Linked DNA regions of Mus musculus: region 2 is linked to region 1. Evidence: chromatin contacts called from ENCODE Hi-C or POLR2A ChIA-PET data. All regions are on one chromosome and are shown on one strand. The core of a region is the stretch at or near the end of the contact, and the rest is flanking DNA. Distances in the headings are between cores, read along the strand shown.

The links. A loop is a pair of places that touch in the nucleus more often than their neighbours do. ChIA-PET counts read pairs that join two places held with the same protein, here RNA polymerase II (POLR2A).
Region 2: a loop to region 1 is called in a map of T-helper 17 cell, with 2.1 times the contacts of the local background. The contact joins the promoter of Sbpl here to the promoter of Dcpp3 in region 1. A Hi-C loop is called at or near these places in 1 of 37 maps with a recorded cell type or tissue (T-helper 17 cell). POLR2A ChIA-PET finds 5 or more read pairs at or near these places in 3 of 5 experiments (Patski and embryonic stem cell).

Annotation. Positions count from the first base shown.
Region 1 is chr17:23,913,486-23,920,883 of GRCm38, reverse strand. Dcpp3 (demilune cell and parotid protein 3) reads right to left here and starts at 3,426. Exons shown (of 4, transcript NM_001077633.1): 1 at 3,397-3,426; 2 at 3,227-3,307; 3 at 2,821-2,923; 4 at 1,443-1,838. The coding sequence starts at 3,299. The coding sequence ends at 1,502. Gm41545 (a long non-coding RNA gene) reads left to right here. Exons shown (of 3, transcript XR_876668.3): 3 at 4,924-7,398.
Region 2 is chr17:23,950,756-23,958,153 of GRCm38, reverse strand. Sbpl (spermine binding protein-like) reads left to right here and starts at 2,881. Exons shown (of 4, transcript NM_001077421.1): 1 at 2,881-2,891; 2 at 3,240-3,345; 3 at 3,458-3,563; 4 at 4,417-5,069. The coding sequence starts at 3,246. The coding sequence ends at 4,909.

The DNA of each region.
Region 1 (7,398 bases), core at 2,177-4,676:
CCCAGACTATACTTAAACTGAGTATGTAGCAAAGGATGTCCTGAAACTTCCTGTTCTGCTCTTCTTGGCTCCACCTCCAGAGTGGGATTATGGACACAAACCGTCACCCCTGGTTTTATGTGCTATTAGGGATAGAACCCAGGCTTCATAGATGCTGGGAGCTCTCCAACCTACTTGTGAAATCTTTGCCTTAGTTTGGGATCAGGGTTCACACTTCCCAGCTGGACCTCAATGCTGCTACTTCTGTGTGACCTTTGTCCTCTGTGCCTCAGTTTCCTCATTGGGAGGGAGGCGATTTCTCTATGTAGTAGTCCTGGAATTTGCTTTAAAGAGCAGGTTGGCCTTGAACTCACAGAAATTCTCCTGCCTCTGCTTCCTGAACCTTGAAATTCAAGGCATGTGCCACCACAGCCAGTCAAGCCTTCATTTTGCAAGTGGTACTGTGAGAACCTGAGAGGTGCAGATAGAGAGAGGCCTGTCCTCTGCTTTGTTATATTTGATCCTGGGCCTGAAGCTTCCTTCTCCTTGAATCTACTTGGCTGTTTCTCCCTCCTCTCTGAAACCTAAGCTCAGATCCCATTGCCTCAGGGAAGAATCTCTGAAGCTCTCTCAACCTGCCTCACCCCCTGGAGATGCTGTCACTCATCTGCCTGTACAGATGCCCAGGGACGCGGGCACTTCAGCAGTCACCACGAGCTTCTGCATTGACCCCTCTTGGCAAACAGTCCATCTGCTGAACTGCTGGTCCCTTTTTGTGTCTGTGTGTCTGTGTTGTGTATGTGTGTTGTATATGTTTGTATGTGTGCATGCGTGCATGCATGCATGTTAATGAAGTCATACACTTATATATGTATACATACATGTGGAGGCCAGAGATTGACCTTGAGTGGCTTTGGGGGGGTCTCTAATACTTATTTTGTAAAGCAAGATCTCTTTCCTGAAGCTAGAGCTTGCAGATTTGGCTTGAGTAGCTGGCCAGAGAACCGTGAGGGTAAGTCTGTCTCCACCCCTCCATGTGCTTCTTCTCCCTGTGCTGCAGTTATGGACTTGCAGGTTCTGGGGACCCAAAGGTAGCTTCTTATTCTTGAACAGCAAACAAAGATTTTACCCACTGAACCATCTCTGTAACTCATCTGGGACCCCTTTTTTTCATGTCCTAGTGCAATGAAAAGCCTGATAAGAACAAGCTATTGGCAGATGACTAATGGCCTCCCTTGTATCACCAGAGAAGTCTGGAGCATTGCAGGGCCAGCAGAGGTGCCGGGTTTGGCCCTGGTGCAGGGCACAGTGCACAGTGGTGGTCTCTGAGCTAACACCTCAGAGATTGTAGCTTAGGGTCTTTGTAGGCAGGCCCCAAACCCTTGCCGGATCCATTTCTACCCACCCTTCATTTCAGATCACAGAAGCCTCTCAGACTCAAGGATTGCACTTGGACACACAGCTCATGCAGATGTTGTATTTATTCATGGGTTCAGTTTGGAAGTACCTGACACAGACCACTTCAGCCTGAGTGGCCATATTTCACACATGAACTGTTTTCACTTCCCCACAAAAACAAGATACTCTTTATGCCACCTGCCCTCCAAGAGACACAAGCTCCCTTGAGCACAAAGCTGGGATCATCAGGGTAGCTAGAGTACTGATAAATACCCACGTGATACCCCACCATTAGCTGGCGCGGCTGGGTGGTTGTAAAGACTATCTGAGTTAAAGCAGAAGGAGAGTATGAGCCTTCGACCCCAGTGATGTGCTCTTCCTTAGACAGTCTGGCTACCATTTCCTTCCCGGCAGTTGAGCCATACACTTGACCGTCCTTGTCATCATAGTTGAACTGAATTCTAGGAGAGAGGAAAAGTCTTGAATACTCATCCCGACAGTGCATGACCTGACTTCCTGGCTCCTTGGTACCCCTCCCCGCTCTTTTAGCTTCTTAAGACATACTGAAAAAGAAAACGCCACTCTCAGACACTGTGATCTAAAGCTCACTACTCAGTATGAGAGGAACCAGTTCCCTCATGAGCACAGAAGACATTACAAACAGGGAGGACCTTAGGAAGCTGCTCACTGAGACCTTCAAAAGGAGCTCGACTGCCATGGGGAGCTGCCCCTGGCCTTGCTGGGACATCCTCAGCCTAGGTCACTTATAAGCAGCAGGTCACAGACTAGGTGCCTTCCATGCCCCTTGAGGACTTCACCAGCCGAACTGCTAAGTTCATCAGCACCCCATCTTTGATAGTGTTCCAGAGCTTTCTCTTCCCTGTTCATACACTCTACCTGTTTTTTTATGTGTGTGTCTGGTGTTCTCTAAGTACAAAGCAGAAATCCAGTCCAGGACTCAAGCAGGGCTACCCACCCCCACTCCCCCTATATCAAAGGACTGACTTTGGAATTTCTGCTTCCAACATATCTTACCACTAATAACTTATTAGAGACTTACTCTGACCCTTGCCTCTTTAGACTCTAACCTGACAGACCAGACTTTTGCTATCAAGTTTGGGGCCTGAGGGGCCTTTTGTGGTTGACTTCAGTAAGGAGAATCATCTCCAACCTTCTTTGATCAACCCAAGAGGCAACAGTAGGAATTTACAAATGGAATCTGCCAGGATAGGCCTGTGTGCAGGAGAGGTGGCTAGAGACAGGGATAAGCCAAAGGTTTGGCTGGTGGCTCTGTGACTCTGTTAATCAAATGACTTTAAGGAGCCATTGGAAGCCAGGTGAGGATTCCATGGGTAGAATATAAGCAGAGCATCTACATGGGCCCATGAAGCCATCGAAGAACTGGGACCCAGTGGAACGAGCCATGACCCCAATCCTACTTACCCAACAATCGATCTAGCCTGAAGAAATACCCGGATACTTGTTATATTTTTTTCTTCAGGTGTGCTAGTGCAGGAATGTTTTCCAACTTCTGGACCATGATAATCTGTGTGGATAAAAAACCCAAAGGGAGAAAACCCACTCAGCCACACGGAGGATGTCTTCCCACCTTGAAGAATAGTCCCGTGTCAATATTTAGTCTGTGGCAAAGGGCTGGGAGTAGCCCCCATGTCTCATGGGTTGTGAGAGACGAGGTGGCTACTAGAGAGAGAGAGAGAGAGAGAGAGAGAGAGAGAGAGAGAGAGAGAGACATAGACAGAGACAGAGAGACAGAGAGACAGAGAGAGAGAGAGAGAGAGAGAGAGAGAGAGAGAGAGAGAGAGAGAGGCAGACTTCAGACTTGACTTACCTTGTGTCAAAACGGTGGGGGTGCCCAAGAAGGCAAGAATCAGTAAGGCCAGCATGGCCTCCAGCTGGAACATCTCAAAGTCTGAGGGGAAAGAGCAAAGACCACCCAAGTCTTGGACAGGGAACCAGCTGCATTTTGCCATGTCCATCCCTGGGAGGCACACAGCTTACCTGGCTGAGAGGACTCGCCTTGGGTGTCTTGTTCCTGGACCTCTTTCCCTCCCCTTATATGCTTCTGGGGCCTCTTGGGCCCCTGTCCAGAAGGAAGAAGCCACAGGCCACCAGAGAGACAGGAAGGAGCTGGTGGGGGGTCTCTTCCTGGGGGAGTTCTCAAAGCCATCTGGGGAGGCTCCCGGACACTCTGTATTTGCCAACTTGGCACTATAGCCTACGTCAACAGGGCTGCTGACAGTGACAGGCATTATCTCCATTGTCACCTTTGGGCTCTCACGGGAACCTGGTCAGAACTTGACTTTAGAAGTTAGAGAGGTTTGCTGAGAGCCCTTTCCCAGCTCAGCCTGGCAGATTTCAACCCTCTGAGTGGCACAGGTACTAGTCTCAGAAACACTCCAGAGCACCAGGGCCTCTTATTGAGGGGCCTAGGCAGGTCCTTAGTCTGGCACACTTCACAGAACCCCTGTGAGCTCCCTACCAACCTCAGAGAGCTAGAGACAAGTGTTGCTCCTTCTACCCTGCTTGAAGAACAAAGAAGAGGCACTTTGATAGTAGTTGCTCGACCTGTCACTCAGCTATCTGTGGTGGTCTCTCTCCTATGCAGGATTTAGCTATAGAACAGATGGGAAGGGACTCAGAGGTCATGAGATAGAGACATCCAAGATGTAACAGGAGCCATAAAAGGCAGAGAGTAAAATCTCTCGGCCAACTCATCTGGCAGCACCTAGGACCAGTGTGAGGTGTGTTCCTGCATTTTTGTGCATGTGTGTGTATGCGTACTTGTGTGTGTGTGTGTGTGTGTGTGTGTGTCTGTGTGTGTCTGTGTGTATTACTGGGAATTGAACACAGACTACCAAAACATTTGGCAAGTGCTCTACTACTGAGCTATCTAAGGACTGTTTCCTCTTTGTCATTGTGTTGTGCATGAGGATTGGGGGTACATGAATGTGTGTGCACATGTTGATGATCATCACACATATTCTTTTTCCTCCTCTTCCTCCTCTTCCTCCTTCTCTGTCTCCTTCTTTGGTCGGATCTTTGTATTATGACCCAGACTGGCCAGGACCTTACTGGAACTGGAGTTATAGACAGTTGTGTTGGTGCTGTGAGTCCAACCCAGGACCTCTGGAAGAGCAGTCAGTGTTCACAGTTGCCCAACCACCTCTCCAGACATTTATGCCTATGTTTTTGAGACCATCTCTCACTAAACCTCGAGCTCACTGATTCAGTTGGACTGGCTTGTTAGCAGGCCCCAAGGATCTCCTGTCTCCCGCTTTTCCTGCATGAGTATTAAAAGCATGCACTGTTGCACCCAGCCTTTTTATGTGGGTGCTAGGAATCACACCCAGAGCCTTATTGCTTGATGTCAAATGTTTTACCAGCTGAGCCATCTCCTTATCCCCTCCTCAAGCCCCAGGAGCCCTGTCTTTATCTGGGTGATGATATTCTCCTGGGCTTGGGTCCTGGGTAGCTTCCCTCTGTCTGATGTACTTTCTTCTGTCTATTCTCATCTGTTCTACTCAGCCCCTTCTTGAAGGAAGACACATGAAAGGAACACAAAGATGTATTTGTCAAGACTTCGCATTGGCGACTGAAAAGCATCCCATTGGAATGATCTGGGAAGATGGGATGGGGAAGATGATGATGGAGGAGATGAAGGCTATTTATTACTTCACATGGGGCAGAGAACAATGTCAGAAAGGGCATCCTCAGGGTCTCTGGAAATAGTAGAAGGTCACAACTGCTGATACGGTATGGAAGCCAGACTTGATGGAAAGCCCAGCTTCATGAGGGATGTGATGGGTGAACTGGGTCGATGCTGTGCTTCGAGCTTTTCATCTTTTACATCTAGAAAATCACAGTATCTACCCTCAGTGTTGCTGTGAGAATCCCCAGAGATTTTTCACATAGAGAGGGCTACTTAGAGAGTTCCTGGAAAGTCAGGGTTACATAAATAAACCCTGTCCAAAAAACAAAAAAACAAAAAAACAAAAAAACAAAAAAAAAAGGAAAAACCCAAAAGCCTGTCTCAAGTCACACTTGAATTTTTATTTTAGATATCCAAGTAAATCGAGGGATGACACACAGCTATGGATAATCAGACATCTCAGACATCTATCCCTGAGTGCTAGCCTTTAGGCTATTCTTTACATAATTTAAGACACTTTAAAACAGCTGGTAAGAAAATCTTTTATATATAATTCTGTTTGATTGAAGTATGAATAAAGGCTTGACCTAGAAAACAGCATCACTGAAACCACAACATGGAGGCCTTTCTTTCCTTTCCTTTCCTTTCCTTTCGTTTCCTTTCGTTTCCTTTCCTTTCCTTTCCTTTTCCTTTCCTTTTCTTTTCTCCTCTTTTCTTTTCATTTGTTGGTACTCGGGATTAAACCAAAGACCTCACTGTGTGCAACAAGTGCTCTACCACTGAGCCTCATCCCCAGGCCTGATATAGAGGTTATGTTTGTTCATTTGCTTGTTTGCCCCTATGAGAGGTATACAAAGTTCCTAGACAAGGCCAGTCCCAGATGAAGAATAAAATTCAAGAGTCCATTACTGGACTAGGGGTGCAGCTCCATTGGCAGAGTGCTTTCCCAGCATGCACCTGGATTCAATACCCAGTACTATATAAATTGGGCAGAGTATCACATCTGTAATCAAAAACCTGGGAGGTAGAGAATTAAGTATTGTGTGAGACGTGTCCTTGGGGAACATGAACAAATGTCTATTCATCCAAGATAGTGAATCAAGACATAAAAGTTAAGCCACCATAGAGAGCAGACACATGGTGACGATTGGCCACATGGCCAGGAAGGGAGCTTTAGAGAAAGCATAAGGAAGCCCCAGAGTGCCAGGAAATTGTACTTAGCTCTGGTTACCATTCAAAAGAAGAGAAAAAAGGCACAACTCAGAAAGGGAGGCTGCTCCAGCAGAGAGCCTCCTGGACAGCCCTGGAGCATCTGCCCAGAGGAGGGAGTTCTGGGAAGGAAAAATTCACCTCACTAAAGGAACAGTATGTTCCTCCTACCTCTTTTATACAGCTTCAGGTGAGCCAGGCTTCCTGAGGAGTAGCCTTTAGCTTACACACTGGATTAACTCTTAAAGAAACAGACATGTCTCTATCTATCAGATAATTCCAAGGTTATTGTAACCACAGTGGGGTTTTCCTCATACTCCTGAAGAGATGAAATAATAGGCCACACCAGTGAGATGCCTAGGATCCAGATGCTATCATCTGAATGAGAAACCTGGTTCCATCAAGACTTCAAGTCCCTGAAGGCACTCAGTTGCATCAAGTAATCTATGCAAACATTTGTCCTTGGCAGGAGTAGCAAAGAGAGAGGCAAGCACACCTGAAGAGTTCCTTTAATCTTTTGGGGACCTTGACTCACATAAAACCAGATCTTTGGCTTCAGTGAAGAAAGTAAGTTCAGGAGAAGCCCCTATGAAGCAGAGTCGGTCTTCATTCAGAACAGAGAGCTGCTCAGAGAAAGACTAAAGCACCTTGGGAATGTGGATGTGGACTTCTCAGAGCACAGTCACATTTAACTGCAGTTCCGTCCACAGGTAGATCCAAAGGAAACTGCAGACCCTAAAACTGCAGAAGGCAGTCAGACATCTAGAAGGCCTGGCCTGGCCTGGCCTGGCCTGTAGGAGGTGGTTAGATAAAAGTCACCATTCCTCAGGAACTGGTGAAGCTGGCTCCCTCTACTAAAAGAAGTCCTTTCCCATATCACAGTCAGAAAGGGCAAATGGCTACCCTTGTTGCCCATTAGCATACCAAAGCACACCTGGCTCCCAGGCTTCCAGGCTCCCTCCTATCTCAAGTATCTGTTGCCCATTTCAGAGTCCAGGCAGGCCCCCCAGCCCTTCTCATCCCCTCCCCTGCTAAACTCCATCCAGCTCCAGGGTTTCCCTCCCCCAGCTACTCCTTCTCCTTGTAAGCCTGCTCTTTCTGGATAGTTCACTCTGACTCTCTGTCTCCCCTGCCCCATCTCT
Region 2 (7,398 bases), core at 1,632-4,131, 38 kb before region 1:
GTTGGGTTACTATTGTCAAGTTTCACAAACACAAACACAGTCATCCTGCCCCCCCCCCAACTTAATTAAACTGCAGATAAACAATGAAGACTCTTTAAAGGTGTCAGCCTGTACAACATTTAATGTGTCCTTATCCTTTAGAAACTTCATATTAGGGCACCAAGGAGACAGTTCTCTGAGTAAAAATGCTTGCTGTGTAAGTGTGAGCCCTAGGTTTAGGTTCCAACCGCCTATATAAGAGATGGGTGCTGAGGTCCACTGAACCCAGGACCACTGAGGCAGAGACAGAGAGGTCCAATGGATTTGCTCTCCAGATGACAGCCCAAATAGAAAACTCTAGATTCAGTGATCCTACGCCCCAAAGGTCAGGTAGGATAGTGGGCCCCATGGGTAAGAACAATTGCTCCAAAGCTTGAACACCTGAGTTGGGATACCCAGAATCCAGGTTTACAAAAACAAAACAAAACAAAACAAAACCCTGAAAGGCTGTGAGTGTAGCCACAATATGTGGCAAGGCAGAAAAAAGGCAGGCAGAGCCATGGACGTTCTGGGCAGCCAGCCCCAGCATTGAGCTGGAATCCCGGTGAGAGACACATCTTCAGGCAATAAGGTGGATAGAGATGAAGAAGACACTCAGTGTCCTGCTCTGACATCTGCATACTCACAAGCATGTGTTTGTAACACACACACACACACACACACACACACACACACACACACACTCACACACTCACTCACACAGACACACACACATGCACGTGCACACACATGTGCACATGCACACACAGACATGCATGCATGCACAGGCACACTTCAGTAATGACAACAGAAAGTCTATTTTATTTTTGGGCTGTGTCTAGCCATCAGTTCCTTGAGACAGGGCCTCAATGTGTAACTCAAACTGGCCTTAAGCCTGGAACTGATCCATCTCATCTGCACAGGTGCTGGAGATTCAGGCAGGCAGTGCTACACTCAGCTACTTTAAAATATAAAATGTTTGAAGCCTGGCTTGCAACCCCAGTCCTGTCCTGTAATCTCAGGAGCATGGCTCAAGAGGACCACAAATTCAAGACCATTCTGGCTACAGAGTCACTTCAAGGTCAACCCGGACAAAATGGTGAAACTCTGTCTCAATACAAAGTAAAAAGAGGGTTGGAGAGTAACCTGGGGGTTCATGAGCACACTATCAGCTTTCAGGAGGCTGAGTCAGGGGGATTTTCAGCATCAAAAAATTCAAGGACAACCTGGGTTACAGAGTGAGATCCTGTTTAATAGATAGACAGGTGATAGATAGATGATAGATAGATAGATAGATAGATAGATAGATAGATAGATAGACAGACAGATATCTGATAGACTGGTTGAGACTCTACTCAGGTCTCAGAACTACTAATAAGCAGATGAAGGCCTGCAACAACTTAGCAGGTAAGGGGCTTGCTGCTAAGCTTGGTACTCTGAGGTTGATACCTGAGCCTATATGATGGGTAGAGAGAACTGGCTTCAGCAAGTTTGTCCGCTGACCTCTGTAAGCACACCATGTCACAAAGGTGCCTCTCTGTACAATAAACAAATGCCAACAAAATAAATAAACAAACAAACAAACAAACAAACTTCTGACCTATACTTTACACAGAAAAAGTATGCATTATTTAATCTAAAATGCAAACTGAGTTGGATATCCTTCCTAGGTTTCATGTGGAGGCCGAGTTGGCATCTTTGTGAGCAGCAACTGCAAAGCCCGGGCTTGGGAACAGTCTAGAAGACTTGGAGAGGGGATGTCCTCTCATTGCTTGGAAGAGCAGCTTGGGAACAGTCTAGAAGACTTGGAGAGGGGATGTCCTCTCATTGCTTGGAAGAGCAGTTACCAGAGTGCTCCAACCCCCACCTGACAACACCGGGTTGAGTGGATGCTTTCTCGTTGGCCCCAGAGAATCACCCATTTTATTTAGGCTGCAATCCATCTCTGGTCTGCTGGCCTGAGCAAAAGATTCTTAGTGTGGCTATGGATTTGTTTGTCATAGACAAGGGATGCCACAGAGCTTAGAAACTGATCTGGGTAGACCCTGCATAGATTCAAGCTGAGAAGGGGTGTCATGGCAGAGTTGTTCACCCTGGAGCAACTGCCCAACCTGGGGTCAGACTTTGTGGGGACCCTAGGGAGCATGTGTGTGTCATAGAGAGGTGGGAACAGGAAGAATCTGTGGGTCCCAAGCCAGGCTGACATGTCAGGGCTAAACCGCCTGGTTCTCACTGTCTGACTGTGAAATGGACAGCAGAGAGATGTTGGCCTCAGAGCTGCCTGGAGGACCGAGGCTGTGCTGAGAACTCAGGCTGCTCATTGGTAGAAGCTGCTATGAGCAGTGTTTGGAAGGGGCGTTCACGAAGCAGGTATTAGGTGAAGACTCTGAAAAGATCCCAGATAACAATCCATAAGAGAGAGGGAGGTGGGAGGGAGATGGGACTTGTGCCATCCTTCCCAATGAAGTCATGGGCAGACTCGTCTGCTCTACACACACACATGCTCATGACTGCACATTTCCTTTGCTGAAGACAAGCTTGTTTCTTGGCTCTGGACACCTGCTTTACCTGAATTTATGGAAATCACCAAGTGTGACCACAAGTCTCCCTGTTTCCGCACTAAAACCATCCTGTGCCCCACTGAGATTCAACAGGATAGTCCCTGCATTTGCAGAGGATGGCATGGACTGTGGGGTTTTTTGTTCAAAGGCACTGGAGAGGAAAACAAATAGTGTCCCAGCGTGTCCTGGATATATCCCCACATTGCAGGAAAGCCTTTCAGGGGCGGGAGTACAGAGCTCCCACGATGGCTATGACTGGGTGGCATCAGGGTATAAAGGGAGAAGCAAAGGGACTCAGATCACACAGCCCAGGTAAGAATGGAGGAGAGACCTAGCCTGGTGCAGCCAGAGAAGGAAAGGGGGAATGGGTGGAGACTGAAGCATGGAGGACGGATGGAGAGCTTTGGAATACGGGGTTTCTCCAAGTGCATACAGAATTAGGCATGGGGAGCCCGGTGTACTGTGACAATATGGTTGTCTTTCTCAGAGCTTAGTCAAGGAAGTCAGCACAGTGACACTGTGGGGTCACAGTTTGGGCATGGGATGAAGCCATCCCTGGGCTCTCGTGAAGCCTTTGAGACGATGGGAAACAGGGTTCCCCGGTGTTCTCTTGTCTCAGTCTGAGGCCTGGAGACCTCTGACACCCCATGTCTTCCTCAGAGCTTCATGAAGTCTTGGCACCTCCCTCTGGGTCCTGAACCCTCAGGAGCCATGCTGCTGTTGCTGACTTTGGCTCTCCTGGCCAGTCCCACCTGCAGAGCCCAGAGTGAGTACCTGAGCCTCCTTTGTGGCTTTCACCTCCCATATCCTGTCCTAAGCATAATGGCCTCTGAGAGAGGGAGTGGTCCTGAACACACTCCTAATGCCTCACTTTTCAGATGTCCTGGGGAATGCTGCTGGCAAGTATTTCTACGTTCAAGGTGAAGATCAGGGGCAACTCAAGGGCATGCGGATCTTCTTAAGTGTTTTCAAGTTCATCAAGGGGTGAGTAGGGCTTCCTTGCAGGAATGGCAGGTGGTACTCATCTCACACTGGAGCCTTAGAGGACTTCCTGGATTCACAACCCCAACCAGTACTACCCAGTATCCTCTTGGTCTCTGCTTCTCTAGCTCCATCTCAGTCAGTGTACTCAGGGCTGGGATGCCCAGGCTGGATTAAGACTGGACAGTCCTCAAGGAGACAGGTGGAGAGGGACCTCCAACTTTCTTGTTCAGAAAGAATCACAGAGGCTTGAACAGCAAACGGGGTATAGTGTACTGAAAATGACTCATGGTTATCTGAAATTCTAATCTTACATCCTTCCTGCATCCTCTGTCTGATTTGATAAGCAACTTAATATGCAAGAAAGGAAAGAAGCTGGCATTAGGAACAATCCAGAAGATTTGGGGTGGTCATATCACTTCTTTGCTCAGTAGAACAGATTCCAGGGCTCCCGTAGTCTCCCCTGTTCCTCCCTGACTACACAGAGAGAAGAGCCGGTCTCTCTGGTCTCTGCTCATAAGGTCTGTCTCAGGTATACTGATCTTAGCAGTGTGGCTCCTGCCTCATTTGGGGCTGATAAGGTAGAGGGCTCCAGAGGGGAAGCTATGAGTTGGGCAGAACCTGAAAACATTCCAGCTCAGGGTGGGTGCAGTAGCACTCATAGCTGCCCTGGTACAGATGCCAGACTCTCTGAGGTCCTATGAGGAGGGATGTTTCTAGAAGAAGAAGGACTGCAGGCTGCCCTGTGAGAGCTGGACACTTCTGGAGCCTGAACTGTGAACTAGGACCAGAATAGGATGCAGATGTGAGAAGGAGCTGGCACCCCTGAGTTTGTGCTGACTTGATTTCTCTCCAGCTTCCAGCTGCAGTTTGGCAATAACTGGACTGATGTCTATGGATCCCGGTCAGATAACTTTATAGACTTCCTTCTGGAGGACGGAGAGCACGTGATAAAGGTAGAGGGCAGTGCAGTGATCTGCCTGACTTCCCTGACCTTCACTACAAACAAGGGGCGTGTGGCCACCTTTGGTGTTAGAAGGGGTCGCTACTTCAGTGACACTGGAGGTTCAGACAAGCATCTAGTGACTGTCAATGGAATGCATGCACCGGGCCTCTGCGTCACAGGGATGGGCTTCAAATGGGAAGATAATGCAAAGGACTTGGGGTCCCCAGAGCCTGTGAAAGAGCCAAAGGACAGCTCTGACAGTTCCAACAAGAAGGAAGATGAAGGCAGAGGCAAGGATGATGATGACAATGATGAAGATGAGGATGACAATGATGAAGATGAGAATAATTATGGCAACGATGATGATGACGATGATAATGATGACCAGAAAGATGAAAGCTGAGTAGCATGCTCAGAGCTCAGTCCTGCATCTCCACATGGCAGCGCCTCCTCTCAGCCAAGCTCTCCCACTGGAGGAAGTAATATACCAGGAGACTCCAGGCTGGGGGGAGCAAAGCCCAAATGCCTTTATCTCTGTCTAATAAACTATGTGCATCTATGTGAGCCTGAGTGGTCCTCACACCAAATAGGATTCCCCAAGAACTTCCTTTAACCCCACCCCTTTGGATCTAAACCCACATACTGAGTTACAGTTAGCACAGAGACCCTTGGCCAAACCAGTAGGACCAAGATCCCCAGAATGAGGGCAGTACCAGCCACTGCCTGTCTCAAAGCAGCCCAGGGCTGCAAGGAGAGCTCAGTGTGTGCTGACCAAGCTGTCAGCAACTGGCTCTGCAGTGGTCCTGTCTAACTGTGTTTGAGCAGGTGTCATAGACTCCTGCTCCTCTGCAGAGATATCTGTTCTCCAGCCTCCTCCTCCTCTCTCTAACTTCCTGCTCACCCTCTTCCTTTACACCTCTAGGATGCCTGGAAGGGGTTCCTCACCCAACTAGGGATTAAACCCAGGGCCTCCTGCATGCTAGACAAGTGCTCTACCACTGAGCCACATTCTTAGCTGACATCTATCTAGCTGTCTGTCTGTCTGTCTGTCTGTCTGTCTACCTGTCTGTCTATCTATCTATCTATCTATCTATCTATCTATCTATCTATCTATCTATCTATCTATCTATCTATGAATGAGACAGGCTCTCACATAGCCCTAGCTGGTCTACAAGGAAGAATGGCAAGCCTGCTTAGCAAGAAAGCAAGTTTCAACAAGTCAGGCTCAGGCAATCATCAAAGCCAGTGCTAGGTGCCCTGCCAAGGTCAGAAGAGGTCTCCAGCCAATCGCCATGGCTTCCTTTCTCCCTGCACAGCAGCAGGTCCACAGGTTGAAGAACGTTAGAAATGAGTCTCACAGATACTCCAATTTTGATTATAGTATCTCTGACAGCAAGTTGCTGGGGCCATAGATTTCAGGTCAGTGAGTATAAATCTCAAGTGCAGCTGTGACAGATGTGGCACCTTTGTGAGAGGTGTGAGGTGACATTCATGGCAAGGGAAGTTTGCAGAAGAGGGTGAGTCAAATGAGAGGAACTTCCTTCTCCATTTCAGTTAAGTGTATCCCCTGACTGCTGTCCACAGACTCCAGGCCACTTCAAACCTTCAATTGGCATTTAAAATTCAATGACCTGGGCAAGGCAGCACAGGCCTATATAAGTCCAGGCTACTTGGGAGACTGAGGCAGGAGGATTCAGAGCTTGCTAAGCATCTTAGTGAGTCCTTGCCTCAAACATGGTTTTTTTTTAAAAAACATTATAATTTTTGGCAGTTTAAAACTCTTAACTTTTATATTGCACGCATGATTGTTGCCTGGGTTCATGTAAATATGCCAGCTTCAATTTTTAAGGTTTTTTTTGTTTTGTTTTGTTTTGTTTTTTGTTGTTTGTTTGTTTGTTTTGGTTTTTTCGAGACAGGGTTTCTCTGTTTAGCTCTGGCTATCCTGGAAATCACTCTGTAGACCAGGCTGGCCTCAAACTCAGAAATCTGCCTGCCTCTGCCTCCCAAGTGCTGGGATTAAAGGCATGTGCCACCACTGCCCTGCTCATTTTTAAGTTTTTGTTTAAAGTGACAAAGAGAGAGAGGGACAGACAGACAGAAAGACAGATAGAAAGAGAAGAGCTGGATAGATGGTGGACTCGCTAGGAGAGCTCTAACTGCTCCTGCAGAAGACCTGGTGTTGTTGCAGCGCCCACACAGGGCAGCTCACAGCCTCTGTAGCTCCAGCCCCAGGGCACCTGACACCCTCGTCTGGCACTCGGTGTGTATGTGCTATATATACATAGACACGTGCAGACACATGCTCATCCACACGTTATAAAAAGAAAGGAAAGAGGCTGAGACAGCTGGGCATGCTGGCCCATGCCTTCAATGCTGGGATTTGGTAGAGGTAGGAAGGTCAGGAGTTCAAGTCTATTGTAATGCTCAGGGCACTCTAGAGTAGCAGAACTTACAGAATGCATCTCTCTCTCTATGTATACATATAAAATGGGGATTTCTTAGAACAAGTTAGAGGCTATGGTGCAACTAATCCAACAATGGCCATGCAAGAGAAAATCCAAGAATCCAGAAGCTGCTCAGCCCACGAGGTTGGCTGTCTCAGTAGGTCTTTTGTAGATCTTGGAATCCCAAAGAAGTAGGCGCTAATGCCAGTGGAGGAAGGGACTTGGCAGGCGAGGGAAAGCAGGCCATGAGCAGAGGCTTCCTTTCCCCATGTCCTTACATAGGCTCCTACCAGAAGGTGTGCAACAGAACAACGTGAGTCTCCTGCCTTAAGATCTGGATCAAAAGTGTGTGTGTGTGTGAGTGTGTGTCTTTCTACCTCAAAAATCTGGACCAGAAGTGGATTCATCCACTTCAAACTGAGCAAAAGAGTCCTTTCCCAGGAGTACC